Linked DNA regions of Mus musculus: all the other regions are linked to region 3. Evidence: chromatin loops called from intact Hi-C (ENCODE). Cell type or tissue: heart. All regions are shown on one strand.

Evidence for each region. Hi-C counts contacts between places; a loop is a spot of excess contacts. Peaks named below come from ENCODE experiments on the same cell type or tissue, not always from the same donor. Only the 100,000 strongest peaks of a DNase experiment are listed, where the experiment ranks them.
Region 1: a loop joins it to region 3, with 2.5 times the contacts of the local background. A loop is called at or near these places in 12 of 42 quality-filtered maps.
Region 2: a loop joins it to region 3, with 2.3 times the contacts of the local background. A loop is called at or near these places in 15 of 42 quality-filtered maps.

Annotation. Positions count from the first base shown.
Region 1 is chr17:32,216,499-32,224,498 of GRCm38, reverse strand. Brd4 (bromodomain containing 4) reads left to right here. Exons shown (of 20, transcript NM_020508.4): 5 at 277-412; 6 at 2,334-2,626; 7 at 2,991-3,353; 8 at 4,210-4,338. Among named protein-coding and RNA genes, the nearest start is that of Ephx3, 31 kb to the right of the region's middle. In heart, a CTCF peak has its summit at 3,455 (motif pointing left); no DNase peak of the experiment used is centred here.
Region 2 is chr17:32,232,265-32,240,264 of GRCm38, reverse strand. The region is part of intron 2 of Brd4 (bromodomain containing 4); the gene reads left to right. Among named protein-coding and RNA genes, the nearest start is that of Ephx3, 47 kb to the right of the region's middle. In heart, no CTCF peak of the experiment used is centred here; a DNase peak (open chromatin) is centred at 4,294.
Region 3 is chr17:32,277,857-32,285,856 of GRCm38, reverse strand. It overlaps Brd4 (bromodomain containing 4), which reads left to right and starts at 1,724. Exons shown (of 20, transcript NM_020508.4): 1 at 1,724-1,794. In heart, a CTCF peak has its summit at 3,786; DNase peaks (open chromatin) are centred at 1,116, 1,846 and 2,306; H3K4me3 peaks cover 3,128 bases; H3K27ac peaks cover 2,192 bases.

The sequences.
Region 1 (8,000 bases), 61 kb after region 3:
GGATGGTTTCTTGGAGCTTAAAACTGAAAGGAGATTCAGGTGGATAGGTCTTCTTAGGAATACCAAATAGCATAACCATTATGGCCCCTGGAGTCCAGATCTTGTTTAGGAATACCTGGTAGCATAAAGATTGTAGCCCCCTGGAGTCCATAAATCATGAAAGGAGCCTGGGTACAATGCTCCATGTATTGGAGCATGGGGGTGGCCCTGGTGTCCCGTCCACAGAGATGGGAAGAAAAGGCCTTCCAGCTCTACCCCACCTGTTTCCTCATCCAGCCTGGAGATGACATCGTCTTAATGGCAGAAGCTCTGGAGAAGCTCTTCTTGCAAAAAATCAATGAACTGCCTACAGAAGAAACTGAGATCATGATAGTCCAGGCAAAAGGAAGAGGACGAGGGAGGAAAGAAACAGGTAGTTGTGTTTCTCCCTCATCGTTGCCTATTTTCCAAGTTTATCAGAGTGCTAGGGATTACAGGGAGTTAGGTGGTGACAGCAAATATTTCATTGCTGATATTTGAACAGAGTGGACTTTAATATCATCTATGCTCCTAGGAAGTCCCATGGATCTGAAGTTTCTCCTTGGCAAAAGTCACTGGGCCCTGAGTAGTTGATAAACTTAGATATAAAAGAAAGCATGGCTTTGACATTTGATTCTTCACCTTTGGTGCTGTAGCTGTTTCTCGCTTTTCTCTCAATTTTATTATTTATTATTTGTTTTATGGTGCTAAACCTCAAATCCAGCAAGTATTTCACCATTGAGCTTCATGCCCTGGTCCTGCTTTTCCATTTTAGAATAAAGAAATTATTCTGACAGAAGCCGTTGTAACTAGTTTCCCAATCTTTAAGGTTTATCATCTAAATTCCCTTAATGCCAGTCATGTTTGCCTCTGGTGCTCACTCATCTAAAGCCAATTACTAACTTCTTCCTGCCTCCCAGTTTCCAACTGTACCACTACTAACAAAACTCAAGCAGCCATCTGGCAAAGTTGCTATTAACAGGTACTATGTCCTGTACTTTACAGTTCTGAGCTGCAAAAGGGTGACAATTTTCAGGTTGCTTCTGGTTGTTAGTTATTTGCTTCTTTTAAGACATGCTTTTAGCCTGGCCTCCCACCTTGCTCTAAAGTGGCAAAGGCACAGGGGCCCGCTAAATCCAGAGTAGCTTTTGGAATTACCAAAGAAAGACAGTCATTCACATGTATGTTCCCACTCCTTTCTCCTCTTCCTCTCCCTCTCCCTTCCACTCTCTTCTCTCCCTCCTTCCTTCTTTTTCCTTCCCTCTCCTTCCCTTTGTTAATTCAGACTCAAAGTCTTCATGCTTCTTGAGTCTTGTTATTACATATATTCACTACTACTCAAAACTTTTGGCAGGTACATGGATTAAATCACATTCCTTATCCATAACATGCAGAGCCTACTCCTCACTTTCTGGGACTAACAGTTTTGATGATTTGACTGCAGCAGGCACGGGAATCTCAGGCTAGAAAGAAAATTGGGAAACTCAGTAGAACCTCCCCCTTCCTCCTCATATGATTCCTGGAAAGCGCTCTAGGACAGCCTACAGATAGATAATGCTTTTGCTTTCCTGTCTGTCTGTCTGTCTGTCTCCTTCCTGAGGTAGAATTTTTTATTGACATAGCCCAAGCTGGCCCTAAAACCTTAATCCTTGCAACTTGGCCTCCTCACTGCTGAGATCGCAGGCTTTAAAGACTTGCTGTCATTCCATCTGAATGCAAATCATAGTACAGGATACGGTCCCTGGTTCACCTGCTCACGTTTGGGCTGTAGTTATAATCCTTTGTTTTTAATTTCTGATTTGGTGTGCCATGTGACTACTTTGTGTTGGAAGTTAGAATGCAGCTACAGGGAAACAAGCTGAGTAGTCACAGATGGCTACAATTGTCCACTAGTCCCTAGTGGCTCTGAGAGTTGAGACCATCCTACTTTTCAGAAAGCTTGCAAGGTCGACTGCTGCCAGATCTGTCAAAAGCACTCGGAAGGAAGTGAGGGCAGCTGTCTGCATTCCCCAAGGAACATTTTTCTGATTTCCATGTGCAGCACTGGTGATAACACAGTGTATAGGTTTCCCACTCTTTTAGCCTGGGCTTCCCTTCTTATCTCAGTCTGTATCTGAGTGAGGAGTTGCCACCAGGACACCTCAGGAAATGATACCACTTCCCTGGGGACACAGGAATAAGTTTGGTGCACAGTGATACCTGAAGTGTTCCAGATGGTCTTAACACTAAACAAATGTAGTACACAAGTATATGTGGGTGTTTTGTCAGGGTGTGCTAACATAGCTTTTAAATTTACTATTTTTTATGATTGGTAGGGGCAGCAAAGCCTGGTGTATCCACGGTACCAAACACAACTCAAGCATCAACTTCTCCGCAGACCCAGACGCCTCAGCAGAACCCTCCTCCACCTGTGCAGGCCACAACTCACCCCTTTCCTGCTGTCACCCCAGACCTCATTGCCCAGCCTCCTGTCATGACAATGGTGCCCCCTCAGCCACTTCAGACTCCTTCACCGGTACCCCCCCAGCCACCACCCCCACCTGCTCCAGTTCCACAGCCTGTGCAGAGTCACCCGCCCATCATTGCGACCACCCCCCAGCCTGTGAAGGTGAGCATCCTGGGCCCTGGTGGATTGCTGCCACCAGAGACGGACTTGCAGGCTCTCTTAGTTGTTTCTTCTATGGGCTGTGTAGCTCAAGGCCCAGGTAGTAAGCAGTAAACCTCTTCAGCAGGTTCTGTGGCCTCTAAGGGAGTAAATACTCTATTGAGTTTTGTGCTTTTCTCCTGTTGCTGGCTGGTTCTAGTCCAGCTGTGGAAAACAGTGGTGTGACAGGGTCTCAGTGCAGTTATACCTTTGGGCTTGTCCTGAGTATTGGGATCCCGGTCAGGGCTTGGTTTCAGAGGTGATCCTGAAGGGCAGCTGTACCAGCCAGAGCCTCTGATTGAGACTTTTGTGTCTGTGCTCATGGCAGACAAAGAAAGGGGTGAAGAGGAAAGCAGATACCACCACCCCTACCACCATCGACCCCATTCATGAGCCACCCTCACTGGCCCCAGAGCCCAAGACCGCCAAGCTGGGTCCTCGGCGGGAGAGCAGCAGACCTGTGAAGCCTCCAAAGAAGGATGTACCGGACTCACAGCAGCACCCAGGGCCAGAGAAGAGCAGCAAGATCTCTGAGCAGCTAAAGTGCTGCAGTGGCATCCTCAAGGAGATGTTTGCCAAGAAACATGCTGCCTATGCCTGGCCTTTCTACAAGCCTGTGGATGTGGAGGCACTGGGTCTGCACGACTACTGTGACATCATCAAACATCCCATGGACATGAGCACAATCAAGGTTAGCTACCAGGTCCCTGGGATGATGGTCAGAGACAGGATTTCTCCTAGACTAATCCAACAACGTTCTGGGTGCCCCCTGCAGGTTCATTGTTGAAATAAGTGAACACTAACCTAGTATACTTGGTTTCAGGTGATGACTCTGCCTATTTCCTTGGTGTAAGGAGATGTAAGATGCATACTCGAGCTCTCTCAATGCCCCTGTACTTCTTTGCACCTGCCAGATGGTCTAGGAGACTGGGTCCTCTGGGCTCAGTGTGATTGGCAAGAAAGGCTTTGCTGTTTGATCTGTAGAAGACACAGCACTATCTACCAACATCATCACCAAAGTATTTTATTTAAGGACTTTTATAATTTTCCTCCTGGAAGTAGAATAACATTGCTCAAACAGGAGATTCCTTTCTGTACCTTCAGTACAAGCACATGCAAGATGAGAACTTGTTTTATTTTCTCATCAGTTCTGGCATAATCTCTTCTGGGATTCTGTGCGTTCAGTTTCCCTTTAGACTTTTCACTGACCTCAGTAGGGTAAGCCTGGGTCTAAAATCATTTCTAAGCCCCAAGACTTGGCAGCTATATCTCCGTATCTGTCTCATGCCGAGAACCGGAGTGATGGCCTGTTGTTCTTCTTTGTCCCCATAATCCATATTCTAGTCTGGATTAAACTGAGAGCCACTAAGAAGCTACCTTGTTTCCCATCAATAATGTATTACACACACACACACACACACACACAGAGAGAGAGAGAGAGAGAGAGAGAGAGAGAGAGAGAGAGAGAGAGAGAGAGAGAGAGAGAGAGAGAGAGAGACAGACAGACACAGGAACAGAAATGTCTAAGGCCTACTTTGTATTTGCAGTCTAAACTAGAGTCCCGAGAGTACAGAGATGCCCAGGAATTTGGTGCTGATGTCCGATTGATGTTCTCCAACTGCTACAAGTACAACCCCCCTGACCATGAAGTGGTAGCCATGGCTCGAAAACTCCAGGTAAGGCTCCAAGGTCAGGCCAGATCTTGCCTTGTCAGGTATTTATTCTGTCACTTCACTCATAATAATGCAGTGAGGCTTGGAGGAAATTTTGTTTTTGTTTGTTTGTTTGTTTGTTTGTTTGTTTTTGAACAGGGTCTCTCTTATGTAGGCCTGGCTGTTCTGGAACTCTTAACATAGATCAGGCTGAGCATATGTAACTTACCTAATGCATACATACATTTTAAGTTAGGGTCATTAACTTAAATGTGAGTGGCTGGTTCTGTCTGTCTGCCTGTTCGTATCCCCCAACCCCTACTCCCCACCCTGCCCCTTCAACAACCTGGAGGAGACTTTTATTTTTTTTAAGACTTATTTATTACTTATTTTATATGTAAGTACACTCTAGCTGTCTTTAGACACACCAGAAGAAGGTGCCAGATCTCATTAGAGATGGTTGTGAGCTACCACGTAGTTACTGGGATTTGAACTCAAGTCGGTGCTCTTACTTCCTGAGCCATCTTACCAGCCTAGCTTTTATTTTAAAGAAAAGTACATACCAAAATTTACAGAGACCTATAAGGTACAAGTGCTCTTAACCATTGAGCCATCTCTATAATGCCCAGACCTGCCTTTAAAGGAAACATAAGATCTTAATTCCCAGCCATTTCTTCATTAGTTCATAGGTTGCTACCGCTCTCAGGTCAGTGGTCTGCTGAGCAACCTGCTACTAAGAAGCACAGGTATATTAGTTGTGGGTCGCAAGGCTTCCTTGGGTCTGCTTATATAGCAGTCTCTAGGGTTTCCAGGGCAGAGATTTGCAGAGCTGTTGGTGACCCGTTGGTCTTTGTCATTAGAACTTTGGTGATTCCCTGCCTCCATACTATTTTGTTAGTTTTGCTAATGTGTCACATGATAGCATCTTTTCTCCTTCAGTTCAGAGAACATGTCAGATTCAAGGGTAGCTTGATAGGATTGACTACTGCTCTTTGATAGTGTTGACCTGGCTCTTAAAATTCAAATGCACGATCAGACTATTGGGAATTTTTCACTTGATTGGTTGATTTTGTTTGTTTTACATTTATTTGTATGGGTGGTTTGACTGAGATGTCTGGTGGTTATGGAGTCTTAAAAGATGGTAGCAGATCCTCTAGACTGGAGTTGTAAGCTTCCAGCTTCCTTAATGGTGCTCGGGACAGAACCTGAATCTCCTGCAAGACCATCTAGTACCATTGGTTTGGTTTGGTTGGTTTGGTTTGGTTTTTGTGTGTGATTGTTGGTTTTTGTGTTTTTGTTTTTTTTTTTCTTTTGGTTTTTTGAGACAGGGTTTCTCTGTGTAGCCCTGGCTGTCCTGGAACTCACTCTGTAGACAAGGCTGGCCTCGAACTCAGAAATCCGCCTGCCTCTACCTCCCAAGTGTTGGGATTAAAGGCATGCACCATCACGCCCGGGGTGGTTTTTTTGTTTGTTTGTTTGTTAGTTTTTGTGTTTTTAAATCTTCCTTAGTTTTGTTTTTTTTTTTCTGACTTGTACTTGTCACTTAGCATTCCCTCTTCAGTTTGGTGTTATCTGTCCTTCAGCTTCATAAGAAAGGCAGCCCCTTCGCCATTTATGTTTGCTTTCACTAGTCTTTATGTGGAATTAAGGCTTTTAAATTTTGCTACAATTTTTTAAGATACATTTTATTTATTAGTTAATGTATTTGAACTATACTCTTGTTGTCTATCTCTGGCTAGTTCTACCTCTACATTCTGAATACTGGAATTAAAGATAGTCTACATCATACTCAGCTGACTGCACTTTTTAAACAGGACCATCAAGTGGCAGCGTGCCTTCAGACTTTGGTCTGAGGACCCCCTCCTTTTGCTCACAGTTTTTTAGAACCTAGGGTAGTGTTTGGCCATTTTTGTCCCTGGTTTAGAAACTGTAAAGTTCAATTCAGTTTCCTGCCAGCAAGGAAAAATACTATCTTGAGGAATTAATATTAAAGAAGGGAAAGAAAAACCACTGTGTCTGGTGCGCCCCCCCCCCCCCCCCCCCATGCCTTGCCACTACTTCTTCCTCTGTACAGTCTGGACTCTGAAGGGGAAGGGTTTGCTTTTATATTTTGGTGTCTTGTTTAAAAGTTTTCTTTTGTATACCTTTCTCCTCTTAGTGGGTGAATCTGTTCAAGCATACCATTTTTATTAGGATGATCACCAAGCTATCTGCTGCTTAGCAGCCTACAGAGATGAGTTCTTCATAGGCATTGACTAACAAGCTTGACTTAGATGAGATGCCTGTTCTCAAGGAGAGTCCCTGTGAGGCAGGCAGGGGTGGAAGGTTCTTAGCATTATCTTTTGCCAGGCAGATCTCTATTCTGAAAGGCAGTTATCTTTGAAGCATCTTGGGGTTTTGTATTCTTTTTCTACAAATGTCCCCTATCAGAAATCTGTAAGAAGCCAGAAAGGGGAACACAAAGCTTTTACCTTGTTTACCTCTTTAAGAAGTATGGGGGAGGGGACACACTGAAGAAATGAGTAAATGGTTAAAAGTGCATTCTGTGCACCATGAGGTCTAGAATTTGGATCTCAGAACCTACCTCAAAGAAGGACACCGGATGCCCTCTTCAGGTCTCTATGCATACAGGTATGCAGACCTACTCTCTCTCCATAGGCATATTCTCACATAGATACATACACAAAATAAGTTTTTTTAAAAAGATTCATTTCAGGCCAGATAGTGGTGGCGCACGCCTTTTGATCCCAGCACTTGGGAGACAGAGGCTGGCGGATTTCTGAGTTCAAGGCCAGCCTGGTCTACAGAGTGAGTTTCAGGACAGCCAGGGCTATACAGAGAAACCTTGTCTCCAAAAAAGAAAACAAAATTCATTCCTTTGTTTGTTTGTTTGTTTGTTTATTATATGTATAATGTCCTGCCTGCATGTATGCCTGCCTGCAGGTTAGAAGAGGACACCACATCTCAGTAATAGATGGGTATGAGCCACTGTGTGGTTGCTGGGAACTGAAATCAGGACCTGTTGACGAGAAGCCAGTGATCTCAACCTCTTGAGCTATCTCTCCAACCCTGAACACAATTTAAATTTAAACCAACTTAAGTTTCTTTTCTTTTTCTTTTTCTTTTTTTTTTACATTTTTCGAGACAGGGTTTCTCTGTGTAGTCCTGGCTGTCCTGGAACTCACTCTGTAAACCACGCTGGCCTCGAACTCAGAAATCTGCCTCTCAAGTGCTGGGCGTGCGCCACCACACCCTGCCCAACTTAGGTTTCTTAATTAGGCTATGTTGCAGGAATAGAATTTACTTGGAAAAGTTATATAGAAAAGGAAAACTTCCTTTCCACCTTCATTCTAGAAGATTTGTAGTAACTGCAGCCCATGTGCTTACAGGACTTTAATTTGTTGAGGAGGTGGGCACAAGTTCCTTGTGGTTGTAATTGTTTAATAGGGAAAAAGAAACTGGAAAGACATTTGGCGCCTATTTTAGGTCCCAGAGGTAGGCAGGTTTTACTATGGGCCTTGGTTTGTTCAAGCTTCCTCCCAAGCACGTGGCACCGCCTACTGAACTTTCAATTTTTGTATCCCAAAATTTTAAATGGGTTTCTACTTCCAACTTTGGCTTCTGGACTGTTTCATCTGAGATAACTTAGACACTGTGACCCCCCCAGCACCTGAATTTGTATTGAA
Region 2 (8,000 bases), 46 kb after region 3:
GGTCTAGCCTCTTTGGTTGGTGATTCAGTCTCTGAGAACCCCAAAGGTCCAGGTTAGTTGACTCTGTTGGTCTTTTTGTGGACTCCCTGTCCCCTCCAGGTTCCTCAGTTCATCTCCCAATTCTTCCACAAGCCCTAACTCTTCCACAAGACTTCCGGAGTTGGTCTGTCTTAGTCAGGGTTTCTATTCCTGCACAAACATCATGACCAGGAAGCAAGCTGGGGAGGAAAGGGTTTATTCAGCTTATAATTCCACATTGCTGTTCCATCACCAAGGAAGTCAGGACTGGAACTCAAGCAGGACAGGAAGCAGGAGCTGATGCAGAGGCCATGGAGGGATGTTCCTTACTGGCTTGCTTCCCCTGGCTTGCTCAGCCTGCTCTCTTATAGAACCAAGACTACCAGCCCAGAGATGGTCCCACCCATAAGGGGCCTTTCCCCCTTGATCACTAATTGAGAACATGCCTTACAGTTGGATCTTGTAGAGGCATTTCCTCAATTGAAACTCCTTTCTCTGTGATAACTCCAGCTGTGTCAAGTTGACACAAAACTAGCCAGTACATGGTCTAATGTTTGGCTATGGGTCTCTGTATTTCTTTCAGTCAGCTGCTGGGTGGAGCCTTTCAGGATAGTTACGCTAGGCTCCTGTCTGCAAGCACAACAGAGTATCATTAAGTGTCAGGAATTGATTCTTGCTCATGGGATGGGTCCCAAGTTGGGCCCCAGTCATAGGTTGGCCATTTATTTCCTCTGTCTCTGCTCCATTTTTGTTCCTGTACTTCTTGTAGGCAGGACATATTTTGGGTGGAAGGTTTTGTGGGTGGGTGGGAGTCCTGCCTGGCTATAGGAAGTGGCCACTTCAGGCTCCATATACCACCTCACTACTAGAAGTCTCAGCTGGAGTCACCCTTAGAGACAAATTCTACCGGGAGCCTCCCTCAGCCAGTTTCCCTTTACTTTCCCGGCCCTCTCTGAACATTAGTTCCATTCTTTACTTTTTTTTCCTCTGCCTGCAAGTTTTCAATACAGAAGCAACAAGAAATTCCATGGAAGGTTCATCTGGGGTGTGATATGTGTGATAGTCTGTACCCAGATTTTGGTTTGCTTTGGTCTGAAAGATCCCTATCAATGAAAGTTAGTTTCCCCTTAGTGTTTAGTTTTGGTTATTTTGGGTTTTTAGAGTAGGAGTTAGTATATTCCAAGTAGGCCTTAAACTATGTGATGACCTTGAACTTCTGATTTTCTTAATTCTACCCACCCCCTGTCTTGGAGTTATAGGTAGAGGCATGTGCTACCATGTGATGGTGTGACTCTGGCACCCGATCTATTTCTCTAGCCTAACTCTTCATAATTAGATCCAGAAGACAAACAGTCTGCAGAGGCATACACTTAGGCCTCTAGATACCTAGGATGCACTCTGGAGGGGCTGGTTATCATTGCCCTCTCCCTGGGACAAGAGGAAGGCAGATTAGATTAAGAAAGCCTCAAGAGAAAACAAGACAAGTCTTATCTTAACTTGATTTTTTTTTTCCTGTACTACTTCCATCTTCTCTCTTACTAGTGGGTCCTTGATTTTTGTGGGTTACTATGTGGAAGGTAGGTAGTATTAGTATTAAGTAGCAACATTATTTCTAGCAGTCATAGCTCTTAGTAAAGTGATTTTTGTTTGCTACTGTTTTCTGCTTTTAACAGTTGTCATTTAAAATGGTATAGGGTTTATTTCAACCCTTACTCATGCAGGAAGTTACCAAGAAGGTATCAGTTTAAGTCCAAGCACCCCCTCCCCCCCAACTGACTTGATTAGATTGTCTGCACAGTAAAAACAGGCATTGGCTGAGGACTCCCTGAAGGTGCTTGACTGGGTGGCTTTTGGCTTTTTTTTTTTTTTTTTGGATTTTTGAGATTGGGTTTTTCTGTGTAGCTCTAGCTGTCCTGGAACTCACTTTGTAGACCAGGCTGACCTCGAACTCAGAAATCTGCCAACCTCTGCTGGGATTAAAGGTGTGTACCACCACGCCCGGCTAGCTGGGTGGCTTTTAAGTGGTGTCTGGAAGCCAAGACTCTACTGAGGAGCTTCATTGACTTGAAAGGCATCTGTGAAGGACTGGCCCTCTGTGTTTGTGTTGAATGTGAGCATTTCATTCTAGACACTATCAGCTGTTACTGACGGCTCTTCTGGCTCTGGATTACTAGTCACACCCACCTTTGTAAACTGAGACCTATAGTCTTTGTAAGTCTGACATTAATTTTGTGTTACTTCCCTCTCCATCCTGTATAGTTGGAGTTCATGATGAGAAGTAAGGCAAGGAGAGGAGAGAGATTGCCTTTCTTGGAGTCACTTAAGAGACCAGGGGCAGGAGGCTAAGCTGGTCAAGGTTCAGTTCCCAGCACCCACATTGGGATTCACAGCCATTTATGGCTCTAGTTTCAGAGGATCTGATGCCCTTGTTGGGGCCTTTGAAGGTACCAGGCACACATGTGATACCTAGATGCAGACAAAAATATTCATATACATAAATGAAATATTTTTAAGAGCCTAAAAATTAACCCATATAACATGTTCTAAAATTCAGCTTCACACTGCCTTTAATCTCAGCACTTGTGAGGGAGAGGCAAATATCTCTGAGTTTGGGGCCAGCCTAGTCTACATAGTCTCATTATAGATAGATAGTCAGAGCTACATAATGAGACCTTGTCTCAACCCTGACTTCTCCCGCAAAAAAATAGCTTCATAACAAAGAGCTTGGCATTAGTGTTGATAGACAGGCTCCAGCAGAATCTAGTGGGTGCTTGTGAAAGATGGGAGGTGCCAGAAACTTGACAGGTTTTATGTATGTGGTGGGTAGATGAGAGGTGGTAGGTTTTTTTTTCTCCTTTTCTTTTTTTCCTCTTTTTGTTTTTGTTTTTGTTTTTTTTCAAGGCAGGGTTTCTCTGAGTACCTTATTTGTCCTGGAACTCACTTTGTAGACCAGGCTGGCCTCGAACTCAGAAATCTGCCTGCCTCTGCCTCCCAAGTGCTGGGATTAAAGGCGTGGGCCACCATGTCCGGCTCCACATCTGCCTCTTTTTTTTTTTTTTTGTGCCTGTTGTTCCATGTGTCTGTTCATTTAAACCTAACATCATCTGAAAAAAAATTTTTTTAAAGATTTATTTTTATTTATATAAGCACACTGTAGCTGTGTTGAGATAGACCAGAAGAGGGCATCGGGCATCAGATCCCATTACAGATAGTTGTGAGTTACCATGTGGTTGCTGGGAATTGAACTCAGGACCTTCGGAGGAGCAGACAGTGCTCTCAACTGCTGAGCCATCTCTCCAGCCCGGAGATGTGTGTGCGTGTGTGTGTGTATGTATGTATGTATGTATGTATGTATGTATGTATGTATGTATGTGTATGTGTGTGTGTGTGTATGTATGTGTGTGTGTGTGTGTGTGTGTGTGTGTGTGTATGTGTATGTATGTATGTATATGAACTGTGTTATCAGCTAGGAGTGGTAATGCATGCTTTAACTCCAACACTCAGGACAGGGTAGGTGGATCTCTGAGTTCAAGGCCAGCCAGGTCTACAGAGGGAGTTTGAGGATAGCCAGGGCTACATTGAGAAACCCATCTAGAAAAATCAAATCATTTTTAATATACAATATTTTCCTTTTCCCTTCTCTTCAGAAAGTCTAGAAATCTGTGGAACAGGACCTCTAAAACTGGCCCTCAGGATAATTGGAGTTTTATTCGACTATAGCTGGGCTTACCTGTTTTCTTGTGTGTGGTTGTTTCACATTGAGGTAACATAATAATGAATTATTTTGAGATATTATTTGTGGTCCTTTATAGGAAAAGTTATCCCAGCAGTCTTGACTGTGTCCATACCAACCAGTGTTTGGTTTGATTTGATTTCCACTGTATGTTATTTAAACGTTTTAAATTTCTGACTCTTTCTGGGCATATTTAGCAGTTGTGATGTAACCTGTATGTACACTATCTGTACATTTGCTGGCATCCTTTACAGAGAAGAGGAAAGCAGTTCTGCTTTCTCATACTCCCAGTGTAGCTGGCCCGCCTAGTGCTTTCTGAAGGAAAAGCACTGGAATTCTAGTTGATGGGGCTGTAACTAGACCCAGCTGGGCTACAAGACCTTTGATGGCCCATGCTGCCTCCAGGGAGGAAGACAGAACTTGAGTGTTACTTCAGACTCCCTTCACTCATCAGAGCATGCAGTACTGCAGAGTCTGAGGTGCAATGGAGTCCAACTTGTCCTGTGTGTGTGTGTGGCGGGGCTGGGGTGGGGAGTTATATACAAACCAAGAAAGGATTAATCCAATAAAGGATTAAGGCTTCTAAGAGAGCTGCCTTGGCACACAAGCCACTGGCCTGGCTCCAGGCAGTGCAGTCTGGCTCAAGTTATAAGTGCTGTTCTCACCAGCTGCAAGAGCCAGTCAGATAGAAAAGTGATCCCATTTGTGCTTCCCCACTGACACAGATGCACAATTAAGCAGTGCTGTCGTCGTAAATGTGAAGTAGCCACTGCTCTAGGACTAGGAGAGGGATGGGCCCTCTCATACTCATGTTGTAGAACCACTATTTCAGCAGAGATGTTCCTAGGGCAGGGTAAGATGCTGCAACTAGATTTTAATGACAGAATATAGGTTTAATTTTTTTCTTTCCTTTTTGATATTGTATTACGATTACATCATTTCTCCTTTGTCTTTCTCCCTCTAGTTCCCCCCACGTACCTCTCCTTGTTCTCTTTCACAGTAATGGCCTTTTAAAAATTGATTGTTTAGATACATATATTTAATATACACACATATATATATTCTACTCAATATGTGTAAAGTTACTTTTATGGTTTTTTTTTTTTTTTGGTAGACCTGTATAGAAGTCATTAAGAATAGCCACACCACAGATTAAATAGTGTACCGTCTTTTTTTTTTTTTAAGATTTATTTATTAATTTATTATATGTAAGTACACTGTAGCTGTCCTCAGACACTCCAGAAGAGGGAGTCAGATCTCGTTATGGATGGTTGTGAGCCACCATGTGGTTGCTGGGATTTGAACTCCTGACCTTCGGAAGAGCAGTCGGGTGCTCTTACCCACTGAGCCATCTCACCAGCCCTACTTTTATGTTTTTAAGGTGACCAATTGGTGTCCTTTTCCCTGGAGAAGATTATTTCTTAGTTACCTGTAGTTCTTTGCGTAGGTTTGAGGCTTCACTGTCCTCCTCTCCCCCATCCCCATTAGCATGTCTTTTGTTCTACTTGAGCTCATGTTTAGGCTGTCATGTTGGTGAGACTTTATAGGTATCACTTCTGACATTACCAGGAGAGTCTAATGGCAAGCTCCCTGGTCCTCTAGCTCTTAGAATCTCTTTGCCACCTTTTCCACAATGTTCCATGAGCTTTAAGTACAGAAGAAGTGTTTTGTAGATATATCTCATTGGGAGTGGGCTCCAAAAGTCTGCATTTCAGTTGGTTGGTATTTTTAGTTTTGAAAATGGTCTGTGTTGCAAAGAGAAGTTTCCTTGATGAGGATTGAGGACTGCACTCATTGGTAGGGATAAAACAATGTTTAGAATGTAGTGAGGGATTAGGCTCTTTTAGTCAGCTTCTCCTCCTAATCTATGACTTCACCTAGCTCTGAGTAGTTGGCTAGTTCTCTTAATACCAAGCATGATTTCCCTCCTGTTGAGCACGATTATAGAGCTATTGATTTTTACCAAGATATGTGTGCTGTGCCTGTCAGTCATGTGTTTCATAGAGTTGTAGCTGGATAGGACTGTTGGTTGCTTCCCTCCTTTGGAAGCTCACGAGGTGCCTTCTGGGACCAGGAAAAGCTAGTTCTCAATAAGGAGGCGTTCAAGTCCGTTCCAGTTCAGCCGCCTCTGAGCCCTGTATCTGAAGTGCTTGATATCTTCAGAAATAGGGATTTACCTTCTACCTCTAGGCATAGCAATAACATGCATGCATGTTTGGGAGTCTCTTAAACAACCCTAATGAACAGCTCAGAAGAGTTACATGGTGTTGGAGTTTTTGTTAGGCAGTCTTTGTCTCCAGGAGGGATGAGAAAATTTCTTTTAAAGTATGTATGTATGTATGTATGTTTATAGGTTTTAAAAAAAACCCGATTCCTTACTACTTTTTTAGACATTCTTACTGTTGCCATCCTTGCCTGTATTTTTCTCTGCCTTCCCTCCCTAAGTTTGCCCCATCCCCGGCATGCACACCCCGATCAGATCACTTATACTTTGCTTCTCACCACTCTGTTTCCTCAAACCCTGGTAAGGATCCCCCTTTTCCTGTTTTCTGCAGTTAACTCCAGTATATGTACTCACAGCTGAAGATCTGGAGTTAGGAACCTCCAGTGAAACAAAAGATAAGACGTTAGTCTTTCTGGATCTGGGTTACTCCACTCAGTATGATCTTTTGTAGTTTTATTCAAATCTTTGTTTAATTTTTCTCAATTTATTTTGCCAGTTATCAGTGTCTCTTACTTCTTTCTTTTTGTTCCTGGGGAGATTGTGTCACTGCTTTATTCAAGTACTTTCACTTGTAGAAAGGGTTATTCTACCTCTCTCTCTCTGTGTGTGTCTGTCTGTCTGTCTGTCTGTCTTCCATGTCTTAAGGATATATGTAAATTTGAATGTATTTTTTCCTATGGACCTGGGGCTAGCCACATTGGCCAGAAGGAAACAAGTTTAAGCTATGCTTGTTCAGGTCTCTTCTTATATCCCAAGCTTAAAATGTGAATTGTGCTTCAGATTTTGCCTATAATGATGTCCAAGTCTCCCTGAGAACAGATGGCCAATTACCACAAATTGTCTCAGTTCTGATTTATTTGGAGTGAAAATATTTGGAGATAGCACTACTAGAAATCTGGCTGGAGCCTTAGTGCATGAGCCATATGTGATATTTAGGTCCATGTGTACTGAGGGCAGGCCTGTTGAAGGATGGAGTAGTGTACTGTCAGCCAAGGCAAAAGAAGCAGCTCACAGTCATTGCTCCTGGGCTTGAGGAGGCCACTCTGGATCAGAACATACCAAGTCCATACCACTCTACACCATCTCTAGTGTTGTCATGGTGAAGATGATGATGCCGCTGTCTGACCTGTGAGGTTGCTGTGAAGTATAGGCCAAGTCTATAATGCAGAGCATAAAGCATCATCAACCCTAGAAGTGAAGACTTCTACGCTCTAGGGGTAATTAATTTAACCAGCTAACCAGCACTCATAACTGTTCCTTACCTCTGACATTTTGCTGCCTATGTGTTGTAATATCAAGAAAGCTGTAAGTCTGAAGGAATAGAGCAGAAATTGAGGAGTCACTGGGCTCCAGGGGGACTAAGGCTGGAACCTGATTGGAATAAAATGGGGTTGGTCTCAACCTACTAAACTTGTTGGCAGTGGTCATAATGGACAACTATTGTACCCATTGCAATATGCACATCAGCTGTTTCTAAAATAATCTTAAAGCAATGTTAAGGAGCAAGGTGGTATCAAGGATGTCCTTGAGAAGATGGCATACTTAATCAGAAGTTGATGAACTTTGGGAAATACGTGTGTACATGTGCAAGTATGTTTATTGTAATAGTACATATATATTCCTACTAATTCTCAGGTTAAGTACTTGCCACTCAGGCATAAGGACTAGAGTTTATTTAGATCTTCAGAAACTGAATGTCTGATGGGCACAGTGGCCACACGGGCAAGTTGGCTAGCAAAACTTGCCTAATGAGTGAGCTCTAGGCTTGAGCGAGAGAGTTTTGTGGGGTGTTTTTTTGGTTTTTTTTTGTCTCAAAGAAGTTAGATGGAACCATAATTGATGGTAATTTTCAAGTTAGCCAATGATCTCCACGTGCAGGCAAATGTATACACTTCCCCACACACATCGAAACATACGTACCCAGTACAAACACTCCTGTGTGTGAAAATGGGGAAACCCTTTTCACATGGACTCAGGCCAAAGGAAGCACTCATTAATTTTGTGAAACTGCTAATGCCTCAAGAG
Region 3 (8,000 bases):
TTGGGGGTGGTAGTACATACCTTTTATCCCAGTACTTAAGAGGCAGAGAAAGACAGATTTCTGTGTTCAAGGCTATTCTAGTTTAAGTTTTAGGACAGTCAGGGCCATACAGAGAAATGCTGTCTTAAAAAATCTCAAAGATCTTCTGTATTCCAGGCTGGGATGTTTTGCAACCCCTCAAATGGTCACATACCTAGTTCAGAGTATGCTGGGAGCTGACTTACGTCTTCAAGAATTAAAGTTAATCTGGAGGACAAGAAAGAGAATGTTCTAGGCTTAGAGATCCGTACTGATCAATCTTCAGCTCCTCTACAGAGGCCAGCCAAGAAGACCTGGGTGTGGTGGTGAACACATGTAATCTCATTACTTGGAAGGCTGAGACAAGAAGGGTAAGAATTCTTAAGATCCTGCTCTGAAAAAAAAAATCCCCGCTGGCTCATTCTCTTATTTCATGATACATGAAATATTTTCCTTAAGTTGATTCCATAAATTGAGTGTAGTGAATATAGTGAAACGTGTCTGTATTTTCAGCAATTGTCAGTTCCCACTGACACACAACTAGCCATAGTCCTCTGGCCTTAATGTTCCTCTATCACCTGTCTGAGGGCTCTCTTCACCATCTGCTCTTTTGAGTCTGTCATCGGATTATTTAAATTTTTGGATTAAAAATCTTTTCTTGGGGTTGGAGATTTAGCTCAGTGGTAGAGCGCTTGCCTAGCAAGCGCAAGGCCCTGGGTTCGGTCCTCAGCTCTGGGGGAAAAAAAAAAATCTTTTCTTGTCGTTCTTGCATGTGAAGATCCCCACTCATCTGCAAGGTTCCTTCCCTGAGTCTGCGTGTCGGCTTCCTCCGAAAAGCTGTTTCCTTATGGATGGCCCTGAAGACTCTTCTTGTCTTCTCTTGATCTTCCCTCTTCTGTGTATCCCTCTGGGGTACACAGTCCTCAGAGACCCTCGATCGTGTTCCAAGGACTCCCGCCCTCCTCCCCCCAGTCGGGGGAGCCAGTCTCCTGTCCTCACCTCTACAACCGCCGCCGGCACTAACGAAGCTCTCCGGACCTGGGAGGACCAGCGGGACGCGCACGCCGGGCGGCGGCGATGACACGGGGCCGCGCGCGCAGCGTGCGTGGTGACATCAGTGCGCTGGCGGCGGCGGCAGGGCTGTTTGTTCTGCTCTCCCGCAGCCGAGGAACCGAAGCAGTGGCGGCGGCTGCGGCGGAGGCTGCCAGCAGTGCCCGCGGGCGAGCGGGGCCTGTGAGCGCAGCGGCGCGGCGGGCGCGGCGGACGGGCCCCGGCTTGGCGTCCCGGACAGCGTGCGGCGGCGTGCGGCCTAGCGTCTCAGGTGAGGGGACCGGTGTCCTTCGCGGCCGCGAGGCGGGCTGCCGGGGCCCCACGGCGCGGCCCGCGTAACCTGCATTGCGTAATGGGGCTGGTGCGCCACCACCTACGCCATCGGCGCGGGGGTGGGGAGGCCGCAGTTTCGTGGGCCCGGAGCCTGGTGCTTCTCGCGCCCTGCCGGGGCAGCCCGCGCCGTTGGGGCGGCGGCGGCCGAGTGGGCTCGCGGACTTTGTACCGGGGCAGTTGCGCCCGCCGCTGTCCCCCTTGGCGCGGGCGGCGGCAGGGAACGGGACCGGGACCGGGACCGGGGGCGCGGGCGCGCTGGGCGGCCGGGGGCGGGCGGGGGGCGGGCCAAGCTCCCGGCACTTCCTGCCGCCGCCATTTTGTCAAGTGAGGAGGAGGAGGAGGAGGAGGAGGAGGAAGCGACTGCCTCTGGATCTGCGGTGCGCGCCGGGCCGCGTAAGTCCGGGCCGGGGATGCTGACCGCGGGTACCGCCCGCTCTCTCTGGTTGCAGTTCCCCCTTGGGGCGGGTCGCTCTTGCGCGTCGTGCCCCGGCGCGCTCTCCTTCCGTCAGCTGGGTACTCCTGCCAGTGCTGGGATAGCGAGTTCCCGCTTCATAGTCTCACCTTTCCGGCTGTCCCCGGAGCTCTGCCTAGAAAGAGGTAGAAGATTTTGTTCACAGGGAGAGAGCTTCCATTGCACGCCTGCTCCAGGCTGGACCCAGGGGACAGGAAGGGTGACGAAGGACCAGGAGTCCCTCTCGACCCACCCACTCCCAACCTGGAAGCCTACTCTTTGGGTGCTTTGTTTTGATGGGTCTCTGCTTGCTGCCGTCCCTTGCAATGGCTTCTTACTTGCAGGAGTGTGTCGGTTTAGGGTGGGGATGTTGGAGAGTTGTGATTCAGCAAAATGACCCCCCCCCCCCTTACACACAAACACGGAAATAGCACTTAAACAAGAAGCCCCCAAGGCCGAGCTGGGTTGGAGATGGGAAATCCCACGTTAGTGTAGTGGACAGTGTGAATACTTTTGCTCAGGCCGGTGGGTGAGTCATGTGCCTCTGCTGATTGGCTGACCTCCCTGTTACTCAAGACAAGGGTTTTTTTGTTTGTTTTTTTAAAAGTGTTTTTAGCCTGCTTGTTTACTTGTTTATGCTTTTCGAAATCTGGTGAGATTATCTCCTGTGTGTGTATATATGTTGGATGCCAGTTGCAGCAGCCCTCTTGAGAATGTCTTTACTTATCATCAAAGGTGATATTAATAGCCCCTGGTTACTAAAATCCAACTCTCAGTGTACTTCTAAGCCAATGTGCTCTTCAGTGCTATAATAAAAAATTGGAAAATTTTTATGAATGGAGATGTCAACTTCCCTTGGAATTGGTAGAGCTTGGGTGTTGTAAAGAATGTCACCCACAGGGCTAGACAGATGGCTCAGCGGTTAAGAGCACTGATTGCTCTTCCAAAGGTCCTGAGTTCAAATCCCAGCAACCACATGGTGGCTCATAACCATCTGTAATGAGATCTGATGCCCTCTTCTGGGGTTTATGAAGACAGCTATAAATTAAAAAAAAAAAAAAGAAAAAAAAAGAATGTCACCCACAAAAATGCAAAGGAATTATGAATGTGTTTTCAATTTCAAGAAGTCTTCAGCTAGCCGGGCGTGGTGTCGAACGCCTTTAATCCCAGCACTCGGGAGGCAGAGGCAGGTGGATTTCTTAGTTCGAGGCAAGCCTAGTCTACAAAGTGAGTTCCAGGACTGCCAGGGTATACAGACAAACCCTGTTTAGAAGTCTTCAGCTGGGGCTCAGTTTTATGGGCTTTACAATAATTTACAAGAACATTATTTTATTCACTTTAATTTGGATGGAGAATGATCTTTCCATAGAGGGCATTTATAGGTAACCAACTCCTTCCTTCTCAAAGCTTCAACTAGGAAGGTTGGAAAAGGTAACACTGTCAAAGACTGAATTGAATTGATCAAATCTAGAAGGAAAAGCCCAGAATTATAAAATATATTGTTGCTGATTTGTACATCCTATCTTTGGTAGCCAATAAAGTATTTAAGGACTCAAGGTAAAGTAAGTCTTTTTAAGTGGTATTAGTTGGTCTTAACTGGAAATAAACCTCTTTTTATCTTGTTAGCATTCTGCACATGCAAATTGCTAAAGATAAGGGATTTTGCTTATTGATGAAAGCTAGGATACAAAAGTGACTGGGACATTTTGGATGTTCTGAATGCCCGTGTGTTTCATTTGGAGGGCTGCAAGAGGGAACTTTTATCTAAGGATTGCTGGAGAACCTTAGACCACTTAGTAAAATTTCCACTAAATTATTGAATTATTTAAAGGAATTTAGACTTTGTCTCCAGAGTTAATCTTTTTTGAGCCAGTTTTGTGATCTTTGTACCAAATTACACTTTCACTTTTGGAGAGATACAGAAGGCGGCAGTATTTTCAAGTTACACAATTCAGGCTGTTGAATGACTTGAGAGTTAGAGATTCTATAGAGTGGAGAGTATGTTTATTAATATTTGTGCACACATGCATTCTCCCCTGGAGAGCAGAAGAGGGCCTCGGGTCCTCATGAACTAGAGTTATAGAAGGTTGTGAGGAGCCGTGAGAATGCTGGGACCAGAGCCTGAGGCCTCAGCAAGAGTGGCAGTTACAGACTTGCCTTCTCTAGGCACTGGAGGCAGGGTTTTGATACAGGGTTGAGTCCAGGCTGTCCTCAAACTTGGCAGTTCTCCTGTCTCAGCCTCCTAAGTGCTGGGAGTCACAACAACCTGCTTGGGGTTGTTTTTAAAGAAAAGCCATTCTGGGCAGTCTATGTGGCTGTAAAGTGTTTGAATGTTTAGAGTTTGGGAAGATGGTACAGTGAATGGCCTGTAACTTCAGCTCTTGGGGGACTGACACTGCCTTCTGACTTCCTTCCACCCATGCATGCACAGCGTGCGCACACACACACACACACACACACTCTCACACACACACTCACACACACACACACACACACACACAGTTAAAAATTGTAATGTCTAAGTTTGAAAGAACCTGTGAGATTAACTGAGGTTGGAAAGAAGAAGGGCGTGGTATCACACACAGCCCTGTAATCTCAGTACTCAACAAGCAGAGAGGCAGGAGGTTCTCCAGTTCTTGGATAGCTTGGGCCACCTACTGATTCTGTGTTCTAGAAGGAAAGTTTGTCATTGAAATTTACTAATGGAGCTGGGTGTGGTGCCACAGGCCTTTAATCCTAAGTACCCTGGAGGCAGAGCGCTTTTGAGGTTGAGGCCAGCATGGTCTACAGACCCTATCTTGAAAACCAACCATCCAAAACCCCCCTTGCTAATAGTATCTAATAAGTCTTGTGATTTTTATTGTTTTAGTAAGAAAACACCAGACATTTGCAAAGTGAGAATTGTGAGAAAATCCTTGCTGCTGCTATTTCACTTAATACATATGGTATGCACATGTAGCAGATTTTTAGGTACTTTCATTTTCTTATAATTCCACAAGAGAGGGTTTTGTTTGGCTTTTCTTTTCTTATTCTGTATTGTGTACTTGGTACCTAGAAGAGCATCTTAACGATTGAATAGGAATTTGCCATACATAATACTAAATGCAAGTTCATTAAAACAATACTGTGATTTATAAGACGTGTGAGTTTTAACTAAGAATACCACTGAAGTCTCTAGTAATTGTGGTAAGCTTACTGAGTGGTATACAGTTGCTTAAGTGTACTGCTTTGACTTCCCTATTTAGCAGTTTGCAATGTGGTCAGTAGGTGTAGGCTGTTTCAACCCTGACCTGCAGAAAATATTTTAAAAGGGAGAAGTGGGCAAATAAATAAATAAATGTGTATGGGCAGCATGTTTTTCTTTTCTTTTCTTTTCTTTTTTTTTTTCGAGACAGGGTTTCTCTGTATAGCCCTGGCTGTCCTGGAAACTCATTTTGTAGACCAGGCTGGCCTTGAACTCAGAAATCCGCCTGCCTCTGCTTCCCGAGTGCTGGGATTAAAGGCGTGAGCCAACACGCCTGGTTTATTCAGTCTTAATGGATAAAATGGTGGGCTTGAATAGTTTTTACTTTTGGGAAAGATAGAATAGTGCTGCCTATAATAACTCCTTCTGTATAAGGTCAAGAGTGGTGGCTCTGGGGATCAGTGACAGGATAGAGAGTTGGTGACCAGCCTCACCTATATTTTGAGGCCCTGTTTATCAGGAAAAAGGTTTGTGTATAAGTATTTATATGGACATGGATTAATTTTATGGGCCAGATATCTAGGAGTGATTTGATAGGCCAGATGGTAATTTTTTTAAAATCATTTTTGAAGATGTACAGAGACTATTTTGGTGGGTTTTTTCTTTTGATTTTGTTTTTCAGTGGAGTGGGTTGTTTGAGACTGACTGGGTCTCACATAGCCAACGTTGACCTTGAACGTTGGAATTACAAGTGTGCCCCACCATCATTTATACAGTGCTGGGGATCATATACTGGGCTTTGTGCATGTTAGGCAGGCACCTGTACCATCTGAGCTATGTTCCCCAGCCCTGCAGGGACCAACTGCATTGCCTTTCTAGTGCTTATGTCGTAGTGTCAAAACAAAGGAACATTTGATCTTTAGAAGTCCAAGTCATAGATCAGTTTGATACAAGTGTATAGGCGAAAGTCTGGAAGAAGTAGCCAAAGTTTAGGTAGTTCTGGTTGTCCTAGAGCTTTCCATTTAGACCAGACTGGCCTCAAGTCACGGATCTGCCTGCCTCTCCCCCCCCCCCTCCCCCCGACAGGGTTTCTCTGTATAGCCCTGGCTGTCCTGGAAACTCACTTTTTAGACCAGGCTGGCCTCAGAAATCCGCCTGCCTCTGCCTCCCCGAGTGCTGGGATTAAAGGCATGCGCCACCAGGCCCAACTGCCTGCCTCTTTTTTGAGTGTTGGGATTAAAGTTGAGTATCACTACTTCCAGCCCTAAATTTTATATTTTTAAAAAATTTATTTGGGCATATTGCGTGTCTGTCTACATGTGTGAAGTATGTATAGAGTATACTTTTTAAAATAAAAAAAAGACTTATTTTATGTGTATGTATGTTTTACCTGTATATGTCTGTGTACTGCATTCAGACCTGGAGTTAAATAAGGATGCTTGTGTGGGTACTGGGAGCCAAACCTGGGTTCTGTGTAAGATCAGCAAGTGCTCTTAACTGCTGAGCTGGTTTTCTTTCCTTGTACAGGTAAGGGTTTTGTTTTGTTTTGGCTTTTCTTTTTTCTTTGCTGTTCTTTTGGTTTTTCGAGACAGGGTTTCTCTATATAGGCCTGGCTGTCCTGGAACTGAGCTCCATAGATGAGACTGGCCTCACACAGAGAGCTTCTGCCTTTGCTGCCCAAGTGTTGGAATAATACCTGTGCCACTACTGTCTAGCCATTCATTCATTCATTCATTCATTCATTCATTCATATGTTTCTCTTTGTAGCCCTGGCTGTTCTGGTTTCCTTTTGTAGACCAGGCTGGCCTTGAGGTCTTGCGTCTGCCTCCTGAGTGCTGGGATTAGAGGTGTATGGCACCATACCTGGCAGCTTTTATTTTTGAGGATATTTTTTTTTTCTCCCAGTCTAAATAGCATGCCAATCTTAATAAAAAACTGTATGTACATCTCCCAGGGTAAATCATAGGGCATATCTTATTCTGAATAAATTGATGAAAGAATGTCTAGTGTCAGGTTTAGAACAGTGTAGACATATTCCTCTCTTCAACTCTCACATGCCCAAGAGACTATGGAACTCAGGGCAAGAGACTATGGAACTCAGGGCTTTACAGAACCTAGGCAGAAGCTTATTCTGGGCTACAACTGCTACAGTTTTGACATCCTTTCTTTTACTTTTTTGTGACACTTGTCTCACTGTGTAGGTCCCACTAGCCTCTTAAATAGCAATCTACTTGCCTCTGACTTCTTTTTCTTTTTTTTTTTTTTTGGTTTTTTGTTTTTTTTTTGTTTTTTTTTTTGTTTTTTTTTTCGAGACAGGGTTTCTCTGTAGCCCTGGCTGTCCTGGAACTCACTTTGTAGACCAGGCTGGCCTCGAACTCAGAAATCCGCCTTTCTCTGCCTCCCAAGTGCTGAGTTAAAGGCGTGCCCCACCACACCCAGCTGCCTCTGACATCTAAGTGTTGTAATTAAATGTATGCACCACTATACCACATCGTTTTTTTTTATTTTATCTGAACAATAGTAATATGTGGTCATTTAAAGAATTTGGGCCAGGCAGTGGTGGTGCATGCCTTTAATCCCAGCACTTGGGAGGCAGAGGTAGGCGGATTTCTGAGTTCGAGGCCAGCCTGGTCTACAAAGTGAGTTCCAGGACAGCCAGGGCTACATAGAAAAATCCTGTCTCAGAAAAAAAGAAAAAAAAAAAAAAAAGAATTTGGAAAGTTTAGGATGTATTTTAAAGTTGCAGGTTCTTTTGCTGGGTGGTGGTAGTGCACTCACGGCCTTAGTCTTAGTACTTGGGAGGCAGAGTTAGGCGGACCTCTGAGTTTCAGCACAGGGCTATACAGCTTTGAAAAAAACTAAAACCAGCCACTCTGCCCCCTCCATTTTTCTTTTAATCTTATTTTTATTTCTTTTTTCTTTTTTCCTTTTTTTTTTTTTCTTTTGGTTTTTCGAGACAGGGTT